Linked DNA regions of Mus musculus: regions 1 and 2 are each linked to region 3. A link is a loop called in an ENCODE intact Hi-C map of the cell type or tissue named here. Cell type or tissue: heart. All regions are shown on one strand. Links, peaks and the distances in the headings refer to the core of each region. The heading gives the core; the rest is flanking DNA. Region 1 overlaps Dennd2c (DENN/MADD domain containing 2C). Region 2 holds the start of Sike1 (suppressor of IKBKE 1). Region 3 holds the start of Nras (neuroblastoma ras oncogene).

Region 1 (7,154 bases), core at 1,129-6,128, 96 kb after region 3:
TCGCTCACCTGCTCCACTCTCCGTTTGTTACTTGCACCAAAGCACTTCTTAGGGTTGTTTGTTTGTTTGTTTGTTTGTTTTGAGACAAAGCTCTGTTGTATAGCCCAGTCTGTCCTAGAACTTAGTATGTAGCTTAGACTGACTTTGTGCCTCAACTTCCCATATACTGGGATTTTTAGACATGAGCCTCAATGGTCAATGATACCTCTTATTTGGATGACTGCTTGGTCACTGTAGGGCTGGACTCTCTAACCCTGAATTGCGTGTTTCACCAGAGATGACGAAGTACAACTGTACTGGGGATCTAAAAGACATTTCCTGCAAATGGCCTTAACACGGCCAGGTATGGTGACACGCCTGTAATCCTGGCACTTAGGAGGCAGAGGCAGGAACATCAAAAGTTTGAGGCCAGCCTGGGCTACATGGAAAGACTGTGTTTCTAAGAAGAACCAGGAGAGAAGGGGACCTTAGCAACATCCCCATAGTGAATAACTCTACAAGTCAGAGTGCTCATAAAGTTCTTCAGTTTACACAGGAGTGCATGTCTCAGCAATTCGCAGTCAGATAACACTATTGTAATCTAAAGAAATATCCTTTGAGTAATCACATTTCCTGCCTGGAGAGAACTTTTTTCCCTTTTAAACATTTTTACACTGTAATCTAGGTTAGACTTCAACTCCCTGTGTAACTCAGGTCAGCCCTGACCTCATGACCCTCTGCTTCAGCCTCCCCAGTGTTAGGATTACAGGTATGTGCCACCATGTGCCACCATGTCCAGCTTAGGAAGACCTTCACATTCCCCTTCCCAAGCTTTAATTAATTTTATAGCAAAGCTGAGCCTGAATTAATAGATGTTGTACCAGAGGAGCGTATACTTACGTGGTCAGATGTGTCAAGAGTGCCTTCAGTGGGACTGGAAGTGTGGCACAATGGTTAAAAGCAACTGCTGTGTTTGCAGAGGACCAGGGTTCAGTTCCCAGCACCCATGTCAGGTGGCTCACAACCACTGGTCCTCCACCACCCAAGAATCCAATGCTCTTCTCTGGCCTCCGCAGACAACTGCACTCATATGCACAGCCACACAGGCATACACAGAATTAAAAATAAAACAAATGCCCCCAGGTAGATTGCTTGCTGTTTTTGTGCCCCGGGTGCTGTCAGTTGGAGGGATGGAGAGAGCCCCGTGGAGCCCTGTCTGGATTGTTTGTGGAACACCTGTGATGACTGTGAACATACCGTGTCACCACTAACAAAATGTGTTAGGTGCTTTTTTCACGTGTGGTGCTGGGCTTGAGCCCACTCGCTTGCTAGGCAGGGGCTCTGGGAGCTGAGCTTTCAGAGCAGAACTCCATGGCAGAGAATATGTGCATTTTTTTAAAAAGAATTCAAAACTTTGATTTATTCTCTTAAAAGCTGTATCCCAATGAGATTTCTGTGCTGCTTTTTATAGATAGTTCTACTCATTTCTTTTCATGTCCTTTCATTTAACTGAATTTAGACTGCCTTTTGAAGTACAGTATCACTTTTTTGTTGTTTTGAAACAGGGTCTTGTGCATCCCAGGCTCACGTTGAGCTTTCTCTGTAGCCAAGGTTAGCCCTGAATTCCTAATTCTCCTGCTTCCACCTCCGAAAACCTGGGCTATAGGTGGACAGCACCAGATCAGACTCATACCACACTTTTGTAAGAGTCTTCTGTGCTGAAAATTTACAGGAAGTCACAACCCTATAATTAGGTAGCAAAGCTAAGGGAATGATTATATACAGGGCAACATTTAAAAATAGTACCTCTAAATAACATTTATCTGCCTTTTCTAAACATCTCTGATTATTAATCAGATAATGATTTCAGCTGGCTAGGTTTTTGCTGTATAATAGAAGGGATTTTTATTTATCTTAAATTCCATGATTCATAAAACACCGGCCTCCCACCAGGCTGAGAACTGAGTCCAGCTGCTCTTCTGGATGAGAAACTTCAGCACTCTCTGCCTTACCCTGGGTTATGGGGTCTTCGCTGGCTCAGTCTGCTCGTGGGGTTCTTTATTCTTAGGGTGCTGTCAGTCCTCTGTATTGTAAAGCAGCGCAAGTGTCCCTGAGAGAAACTCTCTCGGGCTGCGCCAGGACCAGGCTGAGGCTTGTTAGCTTCTGCTCTCCGTTTTCATAGGTTGATGTTCTGTGCTGCTCTCTCTCAGGGTGACCATGGCTACAAGCAGTCCAAAGACACTGAGGAAAGGCTCAAAGTCATCCCCAGGTTTTGTTTTCCTGATTCAGAGGACAGCGCACCAACCTTAGAACTCAAGAGGTAAGTCAGCTCCTGATGGCCGTTTGCTGGAACTGTGTACAGAGTCCATCTCTGACAAACGGGTAGAGTCAGGAGCAGGGAGCCACATGAGTGACCACTGCAGAGCAAGCTTCATTGGGGCTGGGGAGGAATTAGAGCTCAGGAAAGAAAAGCATTGATTTCAGTGTAAGGAGAAGCAAATTTGCGAATACCCTTAGTTTACCAATCCTTCAAAATGGGTCCACATCACCTTCAGTTAGATAATGGCCCAAAATAACTGGGTTAAACCTAGAAACAGTGAAGCAGAACAATTGTAGTTGTCGTATTTCTCCTTTAAGTTGTCAGAAAAAGCCACAGCCCAGATTCTGTGTTCCTGTGTAGGGTGTTTCTTTGTGGGTCTTGTACAGAGGGAGACCTCAGCCTAATAGATGTGGGTAACTGAAGCATTAAAGGATTTTGTGGGACGGGGGAATGGCCCAGTAGTTAAGAACAAGTACTTCTGCAGAGGACCTGCGTGTGGGTCCCAGGACCTTTGGTCCAGTGCCTCAGAGCTGTCTGTACTACCAGGTTCAGGAGGATTCCATGCCTCTGCTCTGTACTCACATGTACACAGAGGGTTGACATGCATGCTCCTGTGTGGAGGACAAAGGACAACATTGTGTCAGTTTTTGCCTCTGTCTTGTTTGAGACAGGGTTTCTTGTCTCCACTGTTTATGTCAAGCTAGCTGGCCTTAATCCCCCTTTTGGCGATTCTCTTGTCTGCCTCCCATCTCACTGTAGGGAGCTAAGATTACAGATGTTGTTGCATGCAGCTTGGTATAGACCTGCAGGTCTGTATCCAGGTCTTACTAGTGTGCCAAGCACTTTATCCAATGAGCCATCTTCCCAGCCCAGGATATGGTCTTTTCTATCACTGTTCCATATGGCCTCAGAACCAAACCGAAGAATTTGCAAGGGAGAAAATGACATTATCAAGACCCTTTACAGCTTGCTTACCTGTATGTTTGGCTAAATTACATGTTCAACAAAAGGGAAACAGGATTGATTAGTAGCTAATGAGCGTAAATAAGAAAAGGGGGAGAGCAATACCAACAGCTTGTGCCATACTCACTCACTTACCAGGACAAGGCCGGGCCCTCTGCAGGTGAATATGACTTGAGATCAATGGCTATTTCTGTTGCCTCCTAGATCACAAATGTCTCCTTTTACTTGTTCAGTGAATGCCTTAAGCAGCTGTGTTTCATTTTGTTTTCAGTGAAACCTTCTCCTTCGTGCTGACTGGAGAAGATGGAAGCCGGTGGTTTGGCTACTGTAAGAAGCTTTTGGTGAGTTCCAGATTGGTGCCACAAAGTTGGTTAAGGAACAAGAAAGACCAGCTAGCAACTTGAGAAGAACTGTCCCTACATGACTTTAAGGGTTCCTTAATTATTTGCACAACCAAGAAGCTCCATTAGGGCTAGACATGGCTTGGTGGTTGGTCTTCCAGAGGGCCCAGCTTCCACTCCCAGCAGCCATGGGAAGGGTGGCTCAGTTATGAATATAGAACTCCAGTCCCAGGGGATCTGGTGCCCTCTTCTGGCATGTCACAGGCACTGCACACACAGGAACATACATGCAGACAAAACACCTGTACACATCAAACAAAAGTAAAGTTTTTAAAAAAGAAATTATGGTAGCTTTACATAGTAAGAGCAAGGTGAAGGTCAGCCATAGAATGATCCAGAATAGAAAGGCTGAGGGTTTCACTGGCTTGTTCCTTTGCAGTAGAGAAAGTAACCTAGAGATTGAATGTTTGAAGAATACTGTCCAGAGAGGTGGCGGGAGAAGCCAGGTTCCTCGTCCTCTATCTTAGGTCTTGTCTTTTGCTTGGTCACTAAGCCTGGGGGAGTCATGCTTTCCTCCTGAGTACTCCCCACCCTTTACTGTCACTCAGGACGACAGGTTCAGCTCCTGCACTGACAATAGGAAAAGAAGCCTATGCACACTCATAGTCTGTCGACTTCAGTGTCTGGGGCAAGTGTCAGCCACCAGAGGAGGGGTCTATTAAATAAATATTAACAGTTAAAATTAGTGAACCCTTGCTCTGCTTGTTTTGTGTGTTTGCAGCCAGAAGGCAGGGGAAAGCGGCTCCCTGAGGTGTACTGCATGGTTAGTCGCTTGGGCTGCTTCAATCTTTTCTCAAAGGTGAGTGAAGCGAGTATCTGTGGGAGAGTGATGGCCCTCTAGGTCTGAGGCCGTTTTATTGCTGCCGGCTTCACTGGAGAGTACTGAGTGGCACAGACTTTAATGTACTACTTGAAAAGTACCCTCTGATGGGTGAAGAGCCACAGGCTCAGACTCTCACGATGGCTCAGCAGGTAAAGGAACTCTGCATCAAGGCTGATGGCCTGAGCTTGACTCCTGGAACCCACATGCTGGAGGGAAAGAAGCAACCTGTCCTCTCCCTACATGTGTGCTGTGACATGTGTGTCCCTCTCCTAACACAGTTAACAGTGCAAGAATAATAACCCATAGGCTTGAAGGCTTAAACTGACCAGATTCCTCCATAATGGTTTTAGTTTGCAAAAATGCCTGGGTCTGGTGCTCTCTCCCCCTCTCCCTCTCCCCCTCCCCCTCCCTCTCCCTCTCTCTCTCCCTCTCTCTCCCTCTCTTTCTCTCTCTTCCTCTCTCTCTCTCTCCCTCTCTCCCTCTCTCTTTCATTCTTTCTTTCTTCCTCCACCTTTCAAGACAGGGTTTCACTGTGTAAAAGGGTTTCCCAGCTATCCCAGACCTTGCTTTGTAGACCAGGCTGGCTTCACACTCACAGAGTTCCTTCTGCTTCTGTGAGGGCTGGCATTAAAGGTGTGCACTCGGTCACCAGCTTGGGTTTTTTCTTCTAAAGATTTATGTTTATTTTGTGCGCCTGGTGTTTTGATTGCACGCATGTCTGTATACAACATGTATACATGGTGCCCATGGGGCCAGAAGGTATCAGATCCCCTGAGAGTGGAGTTTAGCTGGTTGTGAGCTACCATGTGAGTGTTGGGAACTGACCCAGGTTCACAGGAGTAACAAGTGCTCTTAACCACGGAGCCAACTCTCCAGTCCCCCAAACTCATAGTTCTAAAAATCATATCCTGAAGTATATCTTACCTTGCTTTTCTCTAGACCCAGTTTACAGGATATCATTGTCACTGTTATTCTTTGCCTGTTAGTGAAATAAAAATGGTCTCTAGAAGCTGCTGAGATGGCTACCCGGTAAAGGCACTTGCTACCAAGCCCAAAAACCTGAGTCCAATCCCAGGACCTACACAGTGAAAAGGGAACAGCTAACTCCTACAAGTTATCTTCTGGCTTCCACACTTAAGCTATGGCATGCCATACCTACACACACACACACACACACACTCGCACACACACATATACACCCACAATCAATAAGTGTAATAAAATTATTTTTTTTAAAAGAAAAAATAGTTTCTAAATAAGTTGACTTACATAATTTTGGGGTGTCCTCAGGATATGTATCCTTGAGCTTTCAGAGTCGCAGAGCCTGTCTGTCTGTCTGTTTTGACTCTACTGCTGTAATTTATCTATAGGAGGATTTCTTTGTTTCTGGTCTGAGGCCTTAATAAACTGTGGGGTGTGTTTGTTGGTCTGTGTGCATGCACATATGCAGATCCTGGATGAAGTAGAGAAGAGGAGAGAGATGTCTCCAGCCCTTGTGTACCCATTCATGCGAAGTGTCATGGAAGCCCCTTTCCCAGCTCCTGGCCGCACCATCACAGTTAAGAGCTACCTCCCTGGGGCTGGAGATGAGGTAAGTAAATTCATCCCCTGAAGTAGCCACTTCAAAGCCAGCCTTGCAGCGACTGGTACAGTTGCCAGGAGCTTGTTCATGGAGGAATTGTTTTTACCTTGCAAGGGAATGGGTGTTACTTCCTAGAAACACTGAGTGAATATGTGAGGTAGTTAGTTGATCCTCGGCCCCAGGTTTCCTACCTTACATAGATTGGGTCCCTCTCTAGTGGCAGTCTCAACATGATAAATCTCACACACACACACACACACACACACACACACACACACACACACACACGTATATATATATGTATTTATCAAATGAAATTATTTTTACCAGAACTTAACAGCAGCTTCATAAACCCTTTGTGCCACACCTCCCCCTGATCACCACACGGTATCACTTGTTGCCCTAGCTGTCCTAGAACTCTCTGTAGTCCAGGCTGGACTCGATCTCAGAGATCCACCTGCCTGTGCCTCTTGAGTACTAGGATTTAATGAATTAGAAGTGCGCCACCCTACCCTACCTGGCCCAAAGTAACAGACGTTTTCAGACTAGAGAAAGAGCAAGATGGTCGGTTAATGCTGCCGTTTGAGGGTAAGGTCCAGCATCAGCTCTTGGATTTCCCTTGTCTTTCAGTCAATTGAACTCTGCCGACCACTCGATTCACGCCTGGAACATGTGGACTTTGAATGCCTTTTCAAATGCTTGAGTGTGCGTCATCTCATCCGGGTCTGTGCCTCTCTCCTTCTCGAGCGGAGGGTAATCTTTGTTGCTAACAGCTTAAGGTAAGAAATAAGTGGAATGTTTTTCATGCTGGTGTTTGGCTTGCTTTTATTTTATTTTTTATACAATGCAAATATATTTAAAATATCTAGACCTAGGGCTAGAGACCTGACTCACTAATTGCAGTACTTGTTCTTGCAAAGAACCCAGATTCGGTTTCCAAGACCCAAAAGGAGAAGAAAGAAATTGAAAGGCTTCTGTACAAAATCACAAAGATAGCTGGGTATGGTGGTAACACCTTTAACACCTTGAACACTTAGGTAGCAGGAGTAGTCAGATCTTGAGTTTGAGACCAGCCAAACCTACACA
Region 2 (7,154 bases), core at 913-5,912, 63 kb before region 3:
GGTTTCTCTGTATAGCCCTGGCTGTCCTGGAACTCACTTTGAACTCATTGGCCTCGGACTCCCGAGTGCTGGGATTAAAGGCGTGTGCCACCACGCCCGGCTCATTACTAAATTTTTAAAAATTGGAGAATTTTAAAATATAATCTATGCATCTTTGTGTTTTGTTTTATTTTGGTTTTGTTTGTTTTTCAAGACAGGGTTTCTCTATGTAGCCATGGTTGTCCTGGACTCACTTTGTAAACTAAACTGGCATTGAACTCACAGAGATCTGCCTGCCTGTGCCTCCTGAGTGCTGAGATCAAAGATGTCCACCTCCATACCTGGCTATTGGTGTTCATTTGATAAAACTCTGTGAAGACTAAAGTAATACCTGTAGCTGTTTGCCCATGCCTAAAACACAAACAGCCAATGAATATCCAGTATTGCTGTGATGATGGGGGTGGGGTGGGGGTGGTGGTGATGATGACGGTAAGATACTTTGGGGGATGGAAAGATGCCTCAACAGCCAGGTAGTGGTCGTAGTGTATGCCTTTATTCCTAACATTCTTAAGGTGGATTTCTGACTTTGAGGCTAGCATGGTCTACAGAGTGAGTTCCAGAACATTCAGAGCTACACACACACACAGAAACCCTGTCTTGTAAAACAAACAAACAAACAAATGAGCCTCAACAGTTATAGCCGCTAGCTGCTGTTGCAGAGGACTCAGATTCAGTTCTTAGCACCATAAAGCAGCTCACAGCTGTCAGTAACTCCAGTTGCAAGGGGGATCTGATGCCCTCTTCTGGCTTTGCTCTGGCCATACTGCATGCACAAGTGCACTTCCATGCATACAACTGAAACACTCAAACACATAACATGTAAAAATAAAAAATAAAAATGTAAAGGTACTTAGGTGCGTTGGGTGGATATGCTCAATTTAATTGTATTAATTTTTCCCATGTGGGGCAGGGGGTGGGGACATGCCACAAAGTGCATGTTGAGGTTAGAGGACAGCTTGCAGATCCAAGTTCTCTCCAATCACATTGGTCTCAGGATTGAATTTAGGTTGTCAGGCTCAGCAGCAAGAGCCTTTACCCTCCAAGTCTTCTCGACAGCCCTGTTTTTATTCTACTTAATAAAGATGATACATTAAGTCAAATCAACCAGAAAAATCCCTCTTTTACTTTTTAAAGGAAAAAAAAAAATGTCTGATGATACCCAAAATGCTGACATTGTGTGGGAGTCACTTGACATTCCTTAAACTTTACTAAGAATACTGACAATCCTGAAGCCTTGCGGAAACAATGGCAACCATCCAGAGAGGAATTCACCCACACAGTCCCTGATGGGCCCCATGGAAATAGCATAGCTGACGTCATAACCCTGCCAATGCGTTCCACATACACAGAGACTACTCACTGTTTTAAAGGCTTTTTATTTATTTAGAGAAAGTAAGAGGGAAAGAGGGAGGGGTATGGGAGGAAGAAGGAGAAGGGAGGGAGAGGGAGGGGGAGAGAGAGGAGAGAAATAGAGTGCTAGGTGCCTGTGTGGAGGTCAGAGGACAACTCCTGCGCATAATTCTTCCCTAACAACATGTGGGATCCAGGAGTCAAACTCAGGCAGTCAGCCTGTATGCAAGAGCCTCTATCTGCTAACCAATGGCACTCATCTTACTTTTTAGCATTTTTTATTAATAAGGGTTTGGGGACAGAGGACAATTTATGGGTAAATCCTAGCAATCACCTTTACCCACTGAGCCCTCTTGCTGACCCGCAAACAGTTTTATAAAGAAAAAAGTAAGCAAATAAACTTATCCAACTCAATTTTCCAATTTATTAAAAGCTAAATTTATTCTGTTCATAGAAATTGCTGTTTAGAGTGGGGTTTTGGTATGGTTTGGTTTTTTTGAGGCGGGGTTTCTCTGTGTAGCTTTCGTTGTCCTAGAACTCACTCTAAAGACCAGGCTGGCCTCAAATAAGAGATCTGATTGCCTCTGCTTCCTGAGTGTTGAGATCAAAGGTGTGCACAACCTCCCAGCTGTGGTTTATACTGTAGAATTAAAAGTCTAGTGTATCACTGCCTTTTGTCCCCACATATTTCCACAAGCCCTGCCCCTTCTATACTCCTATTTATGGTCATCCCAAGACAATAAAGACCAGTAAAAAATGATGTAGAGTTCTATGCACTAGAGAGCTGTAGTTCTTGGGTGTGTGGCACTGCATGAGGGAACTGGCATTTCAGTTGTGTGTCATTGTATCCCTAGGTATCACCCTAACAGCCACTGCCACACTACACAGTGTGTTCTTCAGTAGTTTTGCTTACAGTCCCAGAGTTCTACAATCTGCACAATCTAACCTTAAAGCATTTTCAGCATCCCAAAACACCATAGCTTCATTTTGAGACCCAAAGTACTAGTCTCTCTCTTTTCTCCTCTCTTCTCTTTCACTCTTTCATCTCTCTTCTCTCTTCTCTCTCTCTCTCTCTCTCTCTCTCTCTCTCTCTCTCTCTCTCTCTATCTCTCTGTGTTTCTCTGCACACTTGCACATGCACCAAGTCCTTGAGACAAGACCAAGGGCCCAACAGCTACAATCCAATATATAAATGTAAGGAATTAAGAGTTAAAGAATACCAGGGAGACAAGGGGGGGAAACTAAGTGAAATGTTAGAAACAAATAAACTAGCCTGTTCACAGTTGGGTATTCTCATGCACGGTGGCTGGGAGCATCAGGAGAGGCCCCTCCCTTCTCACCTGAGACTTATACTGCTGGCAACCGAAAACTTGTCCCCACTTCAGCCCTTCCTAATGTCCTAACCTATGCCCACATGCCTTAGGTAAGTTTATTTGGGCTACCAGTACAACCTTCAAGTGTCCCCCAATTTCTCCAGAACTGAGGGGATCTTTACCCCTTAATGTCCAGCTCACATAATCTGAGCCCTCATCCTGTGTGACTTCAAGGGGGTTGTGTACTCCTCAAGTATTTCTAAGAGTCCTGGGAAACGCTCCTCACAAAACGTTTGCAAATATATCCTGGTCTTTGTTGTAAACTTATTCGAGGCTATTATTCTGTTTTCCCAAAGTTGTTTTCCTTCCGAATGAAAATTATTTCATCTTCCCAGAGGCAACCTCTTAACACAGTTTTGTAAGTGTAAAATTTTTACAATAGGCATTTCCCCAAATCACAAAAGTACACCAAACATCACGTGTTTCTAAACTTTACATCTGAACTCAAGATAAAAGAGACTGTAGGACAGGGAAAATGATTCTTTAAAACACAGCATTACTACTATTCTACTGTCCTAGACTCTTTTGGACAAAAATATTTTAGGAAAGAATTCCCTGTCAGCCACCGTACTCGTTAAACACAGTCAGCCATAGTGCTGTAGAATAGCAGAATAGCTCCCAAATCAAAAGGCTTCCAACATTGCACTAAGGAAAGATTTTCCTTTGTGTATGTGCACACGCGTGTGCATCTAACTGATTGCATACACAAGTGCAGTTGTGGAAGTCAAAGGACAACCTCAGATGTCATTCCCAGACACTGCTCACCGTTTAAAGGAAGAAGGGAGGGAAGGAAAAAAGGAAAAGGGGGAGGTGAGGAGAAAGAAGAGAAGAAATGGAAGGAGGGAGGGAGGAAAGGAGAGGTTCCGGTGTATTTTACCACTTATTGGGGGTGAGTATCTGTTTCATCAGTTTGTTACAATCCCATTACTAAATAACAAACTACATCAATCAAAACCAGAAGAAAAGTTGAACTAAGACCGGAACAGAAATAACTTCGTGAAAAACCAGGATGTGGCACCAATCCGACCTCTGCTGCTCCACCCTAGAAAGGCTAAGGCTGTGGCGAAGCCTGAGGGTAACCAAGAGTCCACCTCTGCGCAGGCGCCGACCGAGATGCCACCACGCCTTTAAAGTGCACCCGGAAGTGACGCGATTCGCGCTGAGCCAGGGCCGGGTAAGGTCTGAGCGAAGCGCCTAGGCTAGCGGGCCCGGCGCGCCTCCTCGGCCACTATGAGCTGCACGATCGAGAAGATCTTGACGGACGCCAAGACGCTGCTGGAGCGGCTGCGCGAGCACGATGCGGCGGCCGAGTCGCTGGTGGACCAGTCGGCTGCGCTGCACCGGCGGGTGGCGGCGATGCGGGAGGCGGGCGCCGTGTTACCCGAGCAGGTCGGCCGGGGGCCGAGCCGCGCCCAGGGGTGGACGCTGCGGGCGGGTGGGTGGGGTCGCGCGGCCTGATTTATCTTGGTCTGGAGGGCAGGGCGGATGTGTGAGCTTCCTGTGTCGTGGGTGGGACTGCTGCCTCCTCCGCAGCACCTGCCCATGTTTACAGTGCCTTAGTCTGTCTTTCTGTCCAGTATCAAGAGGATGCATCCGACGTGAAGGACATGTCTAAATATAAACCTCACATTCTGCTGTCTCAAGAGAATACCCAGATTAGAGACTTACAGCAGGAAAACAGAGGTTAGTCAGGCGTGTGTGTGTGTGTGTGTGTGTGTGTGTCTAGGATTTTTTTTTTCTGGTAATACTACTTTGGACATTCTTACACAAGTGCCTGAACAGTTCACAAGCGTGCACATCGCATACATATATTTAGATCAGTGCTTCAAGGGTCAACTGGTAACAGTAAAATCTGTTAGATTGCTCTTTTAAAAGTCTTCCTGGTTGATGACCTTGAAAGATGTATTCAGTAGTTTAGCAGAGTTGAATTGTTAGATGGCTGGGGAGTGACCACATACCAAATGGAGGCTTCTATAACTAAAGTTCATAGTCTCCAAATGTAACATTTCGATATTAGAGTGAACACTAAAGTTAAGATCGACGTTTCTTTAATGTTCCTGTGCAAGATGGAAGGCTAGAACTTCGTCCCCCAAATACATAGTCTTAGGGTTGTTGATGACAGCAGGATGGTAGTTGTCTGATGGAGCCCTTTTACATCTGCCATTCCACTCTATGCCCCTGACCAAGTATTTACACAATGCAGCTAAGAAACAGGTTCACAGACACCAGTTGGAACCAGCCAGAAGGCCTGAACTGCCAAGCTGGAGGATCTGAGGCCATTCCAAGGGCCTACGTGGTTTAAGGAGAGAACTGACTCCTGGGGGTTCTTCTCTGACCCGACATGTGCCGTGGTTCACACAAATCAACAAAATGTAGTTTTTTTTTTTTAATTTTAATGAGCTCATTTTTGCTTCTGAGAAGTCAATTAGAAAACTGAATTCAAATCCGTGCCTCGTGATTACACGTCCCATTTTATTTGCACAAGACTCTACTGCCTAGAGAGTTGGTTTTCAGGTACACTGTTCACGTCTGTGGGCTTGAATACTGATTTCCAACTTTGGATTCCCAGTGTCCCGTGGAGTGTCTGAGAGCTCCAGCTGTTAGGAGGTTTGCCTTGAGACCAGTCTTAGACGTCATTGTCCAGATGTTTGCTTTTGTTGTTAGAACTGTGGGTTTCCTTGGAGGAGCACCAGGATGCGTTGGAACTGATCATGAGCAAGTACCGGAAACAGATGTTACAGTTAATGGTCGCTAAGAAAGCCGTGGATGCCGAACCAGTTCTGAAAGCTCACCAGTCTCACTCTGCAGTAAGAAACACTGATAAATAAATTGTAAATAAACTGAACTGAAATCGTGGGGTCGTTCCTTTGTTTGCAGAAAACAGTGTTCCTCTTTCTGCATATTTTCATAATCACTCTGAATTTGGCTGTGGCTTTGTGAAGACATGAATAAAGGAAGGGGATAAGGGCCTCTTCCATCCTTTAGTGGTCAAGTTACCTCCCTCACCAGGGATTTCTTTTCAGCTTGACACAGAAAGATTGAGAGTAGGCCATCCTGGGCTACATAGCAAGTGTGATACCAGCTAGTGTTGAAGGCATTCAGTGACTGCTTAGCTGATTGTTGTACATTCTATCGAGCCATAAGTTTTATAGTTCCAAGGGCATGAGTCGGATTTTATCCCTCGCTTCCACATAGCAAGCAGTCACTAACTTCATCAAATGACTCAGACTGTGTTATGGGGGGAGGGCTGGTCTTGTTCCTTTGTTTTATAGCAGTTCCTCCTCTTTGATCCTTCACTGTTTAACTTGGAGGAGCCAGCAATTACCTTGCAGTTTGTAGGGTGTTTCCTTGCCCTATTTTAGCTTTTACTGTAGTAATTAATTGGAAGCAACTATTTACTACAGTGAAAGATGCACCACGTTTCATCTTCTATCGTTAGGAGTTTTAGGCAATGGAATGTTTAAAATATTTGAATGTTTTAAATATCTAAATATTTGAGTTGTCTGTTATATTACTTTTGGTTGGTTGGGTGGGTGTTTTGTTTGTTTAGGGTTTTGTTTTGTTTTTTGCAGCTAGGTCTCATTTAGCCCAGGCTGGCCTCTTAACTCCTAACCCTCCTCCCTAGGCCTCCCAAGGGCTAGGATTACACGTGTATGCCACCACACCTGGTCCCTGGATATCAAACATTCTTTTGAAAATTGGAAATTATTTGAAATGCCACAGATTGATAGATTGATATTATTATAGCTCGAAATATAGTATGATTGCAATGTAACTTCTGTAGTGTGTACAAAGGGAGCCACTTCCCACTTACTCTTACTTCTCAAGGTTTTAATAGACATAAAATTCTCCTGTACATGCGTTCCATGGTCTTCATCACTAGGAACCTTTTCTTCATCTTATTTTCACAGGAGATTGAAAGTCAGATCGATAGAATCTGTGAAATGGGAGCAGTGATGCGGAGAGCTGTTCAGGTGGACGATAACCAATTCTGTAAGGTTCAGGAGAGACTAGCTCAGCTGGAGGTAAGGCTCTCACTGCCAGAAGGTCACCTCTTTTTCTTTTATTTATTTTGTTAAGTTCACTGGTTGTGAGTTTTAGAGGCTCTTGGGATGTATCACCACTGTCCTCACTGCAGTATAATAATGTTCCCCCTTTTTACAAAAATGTCTCAAAGAAGAAGAGAGGAAGGAAGGAAGGGGTTCATCTCAGAATGGGGCCTGGACTGGCTAAGAGCTCAAAACTGCCCTGCCTCAGCCTCGGCCTCCTGGGTTGCCTTGGTTGGCAGTGTTAATGTTCTTTGTGTCCTAGTGACTTAAAATTTCAATTTCTCCTTTATTTATTTCCTTTTCAGGAAAATAAATGAATGTAGTCAGCAGCAATCAGGGGAAA
Region 3 (7,154 bases), core at 746-5,745:
TGAAAGATCAGGTAATTAAGTGCTATGTCTCTGGATGTGCAGTCTGTCCTGAACTTGGTCAGGGAAAGTCATCAGCCAATATTTACTTGCTTGCTTGCTTGCTTACTTGTTTATTTTTAAGACATGGTTTCTCTATGCTGTTTTGGCTGATCTGGAATTCACCCTCTTGAGTACTGGCATTTAAACTTTCATGGATGTCTCAGTTTTTTAGACTTTATTGCTTTGGGACAAGGGATAAAGTAACAACATTAGTGAGGAGAAAATAAGTGTGATTATTAATAATGTCACTTGGTGGGGATTGTCTTAGTCATGCTTAGAATAGAATGAATGGCAGTTGTTTCAGAGGTATGACTTTCCTGATGAATTCTATCATACACCAGCTGAATTTAGCTCATCATTAGTAATGCCATGTTTTCTAAGTCCTTTCTAATTAGGGTTAGCATTATCTTTCAAAGTGAATTGCTCTTCCTTTCTGTGGTATGTGTTCTCCATTGTAAATTTTGTTTTGTGTGTGCTCTTTTTCCAGTTTGGCTTTATTAACTATGAAGTAGGAGATAGCAAGAAGCTCTTTTTCCATGTGAAAGAAGTTCAGGATGGCGTTGAGCTACAGGCAGGAGATGAGGTGGAATTCTCAGTGATCCTTAATCAGCGCACTGGGAAGTGCAGTGCCTGTAATGTCTGGCGAGTCTGGTGAGTTTCTATGGTTTATTATGGTTGGAAATAACTGCTCTGAGTTCATCCCTCACTCATTCATGCATTCTGTGCTTTCTTTGCCACTCTCCTCTGGCTGGGTTTAGTAGGAACTATTTTACACTTCTATCTCTATCTAATTTTGTCTTTTTCTGCTAGTCATTGCTTTGTTTGAGATAGGTCTCAGTTTTATATCCGTGACTTACCTTACTTTCAGCTTGCTGCCATGTGCCACCATATCTATTTTTCTATCTCTGGTATTTATTGTCTGGCTTTGAGTCCTATAACCCTGACCTGAGAAACACTTAGGTACTATGATGCGTTAGCACTGTGTGTGCTGTAGCTTAAATACTAAACGGTTATATGATCCTTGTACTTAAGAGTTTAGCTTATTGGCTCGCTCTTTCTGTCTACTCACTTTTAGACTTTGTGCTGCTGAAATGTTTGAGATAGGTCTCAGTTTTATACCTTAGTCATTCTAACTTATGCTATTAGGTTTTTAATCTCAACATTGTTCCTTTAAGAGATAGGAATCTAGACCTATTTCTTCATATTTGGCTTTTTTTCAAGATTTTTTTTTTTTAACATCTTTTACCTTGTTTTGTGTATCTGGAATTAGTCTCTCTGTTGACAAGTCTAGGATTCTTTATAGCTCCAATGCTGTTGAAACTCTGAGCTGGGAAGTATATATAAACTTGTCTGTCTTGTCTTGCTAGCTAAGATGAGGCAAGAAGAGTCTCCCTCATTAAAAGTGAGTCATTTGGGTAGGGAACATACAACTGCTTGCCTTCTTCCCAGCAATTGTTGGTTCTTCTCACTTTCACTCTTACAGTGAAGGCCCCAAAGCTGTTGCAGCTCCTCGACCTGACCGGTTGGTCAATCGCCTAAAGAACATCACCCTGGATGATGCCAGTGCTCCACGTCTAATGGTTCTTCGTCAGCCAAGGGGACCAGATAACTCAATGGTATGATTTCATTAGGGATGTGAGGGAGGTCAACTAATAATCTTACTTGAGCTTAAAGAAGTTAGTGAAGCAAGCAAGGGTTGCTTATCACTAATTTGGACTCCCTAACACATTAATTCAGACCCTAATAGAGTAGATGCTTTCTATAAGAAGCACTTCTTTCCGTTTTGAGATAGGGTCTCATATGTAGATTAGAGTGGCCTTGAACTCCCCACTCTCTGCTTTGCCCATGGTAGGATAACTGATTACACCAAGAAGTGCATTTCTTGGTATATTCTATTTAATAAGTTTCTTACTCTTAGGAGAGAATTGGTAGTGGATATGATAAATACTTTCATAGTTGATTTTAGAATTGTATGTTGTGATTGTCAATACACTCAAATCATTAACTGTTATATTTCTTCATAGGGATTTGGTGCAGAAAGAAAGATCCGTCAAGCTGGTGTCATTGACTAACCACGTCCACAAAGCACATCATTAATTCACTATGGTCGAGTTGGGGGGATTCTGGTGAAGGGTTCTGAATATCTTTCTCTTCATCCCTCCCAAAATCTGGAATACTTATTCTATTGAGCTATTACACCAGTTTTAACACCTTCCTCGTGTTATGTTTAAAGAAAAAAATAAATAAATTTAAGAAACCATTTTAAAATTATGCACAGTTGCAGCCTGGAAAACTTAAAGGTGGCGCCTTATAGTGTCAATTTAGGAGCTTTATTTGGTGCATTTAACGCAACTGGTAATTGCAAATTCCACTTGGCCTGTGTAAGTGAACAATGCAGACTGTTACTTTGTTGGCCCTATGAAATTCTGCACTCTAGTCAGTATATACTCTACCTTCATGACTTAACACTCAGCTGCATTCTTTTCCTATTTTTTCCCTGTTCATTATGCTTTAATTCTGAGGACCATATGAAGGTAGAATATATTACCTTTAAAAATTGCAAAAATTTATATAGCAAACGATATTCTTAAGTTGATGGCCAAATGTTAAAATGTTATTTTCATATCATTTATAATCTTGTCACAATCCACTTAACGAAGTTTGATTACATTTCAGTGAAAATTATCTTCCCGAGTAGTTTTTTTTTTTTTTTCTTCCTGGGATGGGGGGGGTAAATAACTTTACTACAATTAGTATGTGTGGTGCAGAATTTCATGCAAATGAAGTGTGCCAGCAGTGTGATAATTTAAACATATTTAAACAAAAGACGAATGCACAAAATTGCTGCTGCTTAGATCACTGCAGCTTCTAGGACCCAGTTTCTTTTACTGATTTAAAAACAAAATGAACAAAAAAATAATAATAATAAAAAAGTTGTGCCTGAAATGAATCCTGTTTTTTTTAATAAATAGCCCCGTGGTTCCAGTGCCCTGTTCAATACAGGCACTTGATCCTTGGTGTAGCTTCTGTTCAACTTTGTATCACGGGAACGGATTGGCCTGATTTCTCGGCCTTCATCTTGAATTGGCCCCAAACAGGGTCCCTGGCAAGTGGAGTGAAGGCTTTTTGTCTAACAATGACAAGGGTCAGCTCAGGGGTTGTCGGGGAGGGCGCTTTCATCTTCCCCGTTGTCATTTGAGGTTTTGAACTCTGGGTAAAGAGGCCGTTTATCTTTGTAAACACAAAACATTTTTGCTTTCTCCGGTTTTATGTTAATGGCGAAAGAATGGAAGCGAATAAAGTTTTACTGATTTTTGAGACACTAGCACCTAGCGCTTTCATTATTGAAATGGGGGCGGGGCGGGGCTGGACTGGGTGCGGCCGGCTGCAAGACTCTAGTCGTCGGCCCACGTGGCTGGGGCGGGGACTGGGGCGCCTTGGGCGCCTAGTGATTACGTAGCGGGTGGGGCCGGAAGTGCCGCTCCCTGGCGGGGGCTGTTCATGGCGGTTTCGGGGTCTCCAACAGCTTCTCAGGTTGAAGTCCAAAAGCCTCCCGAGGCGGGGTCTGCGGAGTTTGAGGTAAAGCTCCGGCCTGCCTGGCGTCGGACTTCTCAGCGTGTGAACGCCTGGCGGGGCGGGGAGACGCGGAGACTTGGCGAGCTGAAACAAAGGCTTGGGTGGGGGACTCTGGCTGGCTCTGGGGTGATTTTCGGAGCCGGAAAGGGGAGTTTCGGGAAGTGGTTGTGCCAGGCGGACCCCAGAGCTTGGGTTTGCAGGAATTGGAAGAGGGGGGTTCTTTTCCCGTAAACTGAGGGCGGGGCCGAGTAGATTGAAAAAATAGTCGCTGGTCTTTAATCCAATAATCTGGCCCGCACTCATCTGCAAGGAATGCTATGTTTCTGAATCACTTTGAGAACTTAGTGGAAGGCCACGTGTATCGAATGGGTGCCTTAGAAACAGAAGAGTTTGGTAAACTCATAGAAGCCCTTGAAGTATTGTAGGTTTGGTTTGCCAGTTTAATCGTAATTGCTGCTTTTCTACAGGTTTTTGCTGGTGTGAAATGACTGAGTACAAACTGGTGGTGGTTGGAGCAGGTGGTGTTGGGAAAAGCGCCTTGACGATCCAGCTAATCCAGAACCACTTTGTGGATGAATATGATCCCACCATAGAGGTGAGGCCCAGCCCCTGCCTGGCCCTTATCCTCACTTTGGGCTTTCTCTTGCCCATAACGGCTCTTTGAAAGTAAAGAGAAGAGAAAGCAAGGAGGTATTCCAAAAAAGCAGTAAACAAGTTCGTGCTTACTGAGGATTTCCTTTTAAAAGAACACAGTTTTCATTGTTTCTTTATGTCACAGCTCTTTAATAGAAACGTAGGTCACAAGGAAAAAGATTGTAGGCGATCATACAGTGAGGATAGAGAACTCAGAGCTCTGGATAGTCTGAAGTTGTCATTTTTGATCTAGTCCAGATTGAGTTGGGGTAGAAACAAGTTGAGATTTTGAGTCATTGTATCTAGGAATTTCTTCACAATTTAGTTACGGATATTGAGGAAAATCACCTAAATCCTTACAAGTCTCATATTTCTATATGACGTTAAATTTCTATCACTTCCCTGGGATTAATGGTGCAGGTATGTATAAGTCCAATTTGTAAGCATTCAAGAGGCTGAGGGAGGAGGTTTCAATTTCTAGGCTTGCCTGAACTACTTACTGAGGCCCTGTTTACAAAAACCAAATATTTTTTTCATGTGTAAACCTGTTCTAACACACAGGAATGTTAGTTAAATTCAGATGTCTACACAGGTTACATTTTAATATATTCATGAAACAAAATATAAGCACATTTCCAAAACCACAGATAAGGTCTTCTAAGTTTGGACTATTATATAATAAAAATAAGAATTTGGCCATAAATCCATACTAGATGTTTCTGGTTTTGTTATTTTTTATTAGTGGTTTTGTTTTCTTTGGTTTTTTGTTTTTGTTGTTGTTGTTGTTATTGTTTGTTTGTTTTTTGTTTTTGTCTTAACCTCATAACTCAGGCTGGTTTTGTTTTTGTTTTGTTTTTTTTTGAAACAGGGTCTCACTGCACTACCCTGGCTGGCCTGAGACTTGAACTCACAGATATAAATTCACCTGCCCTTATGTCATGTGTGCATGCATGCGTGTGATTATGTATGTGTATGTTTGTTTGCTATTCATGCTACTGTTAGCGGGTTGAGGGTAAATCACATAGGTAGGCGTATTCATCCTGGTTAATTACATTTCTCTGGTTTTAAATAAAGATTGAGCCTGTCCTTGTCCCCCCCACCACCACCTCCTCACTCTTTCATATTCCCAGGATTCTTACCGAAAGCAAGTGGTGATTGATGGTGAGACCTGCCTGCTGGACATACTGGACACAGCTGGACAAGAGGAGTACAGTGCCATGAGAGACCAGTACATGAGGACAGGCGAAGGGTTCCTCTGTGTATTTGCCATCAATAATAGCAAATCATTTGCAGATATTAACCTCTACAGGTACTGGGGATATTTTCTGAAACAAAAAATTTGTATGTGCTCTGAAACTATACTAAAGTATATGGACTTAGGAAACATACAACTTTTTAACATTTTGGTGATATTGTTTTGTTTTGTTTTGTTTTGTGGAGGCCAGAACAAGTGCAACAGCAGATATGTGCCATGGGAGGCAGAAGACAGCTAATAAAAGCTCCCTCCTTAGGGCCTGGGCATCTTGGCTTAGTTAGCAGGCGCCTTTGCCCATGGACCATCTTTAAACCCCAAATATTAAAAAGAATCTGCTAGGCAGTGATGGTGCACACCTTTAATCCCAGCACTCAGGAGGCAAAGGCAGGCGGATTTCTAAGTTCGAGGCCAGCCTGGTTTACAGAGTGAGTTCCAGGACAGACAGGGCTACACAGAGAAACCCTGTCTCAAAAAACAAAAGAAAGAAAAAGAGAAGAATCTGATTTTCACTGAGTGTGTGGTGTACTGTCACGGTACTACTCGGGAAATGGGGTCTGCTACAGAGTAACAGTAAGACTTCTCAGAGAACTGGTGAGTTTCAGAGCTATTTGGGCCCTAAGGATTTTAGTACAACATTCTTACTCATTTTACATTTTTGAGACAGGATGTTGCTATGTATCCCAGACTTACCTTGAATTTAGCACTTGGCCTCAGCCTTCCAAGTGCTAACTTTATAGGTATATGCCAACACTCCCAGCCAATATTCTGAGTTCAGAGGTGTTAGATTTTCAGAGTTGTTGTGATTTTTCTGTTTGTTTGTTTAAGTTTGGTCTGGTTTTAAAGACAGGGTTTCTTTGTGTGGCCTGGAACTCTTTGATCAGGCTAGCCTTGAACTCACAGAGCTCCACCTGCCTCTGCCTCTGCCTCCCCAGTTCTGGGATTAAAGGCATGCACCACCACTGCCCATCCATATAGCAGAGGTAGACCCCCAAAACACTGGGTCTCTCTCTCTTACAGCAGCATTCTATCTTTAGTCACTGTCAAAGTTAAAACATGGCTCTGTTATTAATTAGCTAAGTAACTTTAGGACAAAATACTAAATCTGTGTGTCTCTGTGTTTCTGAATTTATTATAAGAATACCTCCATCAGCCGGGCGTAGTGGCGCACGAGGTGTTGGCAGACTTACAAAGTATACACAATGGGTCAGACACTGTTCTGAATATGTATGAATTTGTTTACTCTTGGCAACTTTATGGGGGAGGTATTCTTTTTTAAGAAGATTTAGTTTTATTTCTGGGTACGCGTTGTTTTGCTATGTCTATGCACACATGGGCCTGGTGCTCAAGGAGGCCAGAGGAGGGTTCCAGATGCCTTAGAACTGGAGTTATAGATGTCTGGGGCCCTGTGTGGGTACTAGCAATTGAACCTGGGTCACCTGAAAGAGTAGACAGTGTTCTTAATCCCTGAGCCATCTCTCCAGCCTTGAGGGAGGTTTTTTTTTTTGGTTTTTTTGTTTTTTTAATTTTTTGAGACAGGTTTTCTCTGTAAAGCCCTGGCTGTCCTGGAACTCACTCTGTAGGCCAGGCTAGCCTCAAACTCAGAAATCTGCCTGCTTCTGCCTCCTGAGTGCTGGGATTAAAGGCATGCACC

Evidence for each region. Peaks named below come from ENCODE experiments on the same cell type or tissue, not always from the same donor. Only the 100,000 strongest peaks of a DNase experiment are listed, where the experiment ranks them.
Region 1: a loop joins it to region 3, with 2.5 times the contacts of the local background. A loop is called at or near these places in 8 of 42 quality-filtered maps.
Region 2: it touches region 3 in a loop (8-fold over the local background); 4 of 42 quality-filtered maps call a loop at or near these places.

The regions. Positions count from the first base shown.
Region 1 is chr3:103,150,104-103,157,257 of GRCm38, forward strand. Dennd2c (DENN/MADD domain containing 2C) reads left to right here. Exons shown (of 19, transcript NM_001384113.1): 9 at 2,190-2,299; 10 at 3,534-3,603; 11 at 4,385-4,462; 12 at 5,937-6,077; 13 at 6,699-6,847. Among named protein-coding and RNA genes, the nearest start is that of Bcas2, 18 kb to the right of the region's middle. In heart, for the core only: a CTCF peak has its summit at 3,859 (motif pointing left); no DNase peak of the experiment used is centred there.
Region 2 is chr3:102,991,817-102,998,970 of GRCm38, forward strand. Sike1 (suppressor of IKBKE 1) reads left to right here and starts at 3,924. Exons shown (of 5, transcript NM_025679.3): 1 at 3,924-4,151; 2 at 4,340-4,445; 3 at 5,427-5,569; 4 at 6,674-6,787. The coding sequence starts at 3,993. In heart, for the core only: no CTCF peak of the experiment used is centred there; DNase peaks (open chromatin) are centred at 3,905 and 5,435; H3K4me3 peaks cover 1,749 bases; H3K27ac peaks cover 1,677 bases.
Region 3 is chr3:103,054,823-103,061,976 of GRCm38, forward strand. It overlaps Csde1 (cold shock domain containing E1, RNA binding), which reads left to right. Exons shown (of 19, transcript NM_001161854.2): 16 at 1-11; 17 at 527-690; 18 at 1,523-1,655; 19 at 2,064-3,364. The coding sequence ends at 2,111. Nras (neuroblastoma ras oncogene) reads left to right here and starts at 3,463. Exons shown (of 7, transcript NM_010937.2): 1 at 3,463-3,618; 2 at 4,083-4,210; 3 at 5,379-5,557. The coding sequence starts at 4,100. In heart, for the core only: no CTCF peak of the experiment used is centred there; a DNase peak (open chromatin) is centred at 3,479; H3K4me3 peaks cover 1,750 bases; H3K27ac peaks cover 1,502 bases.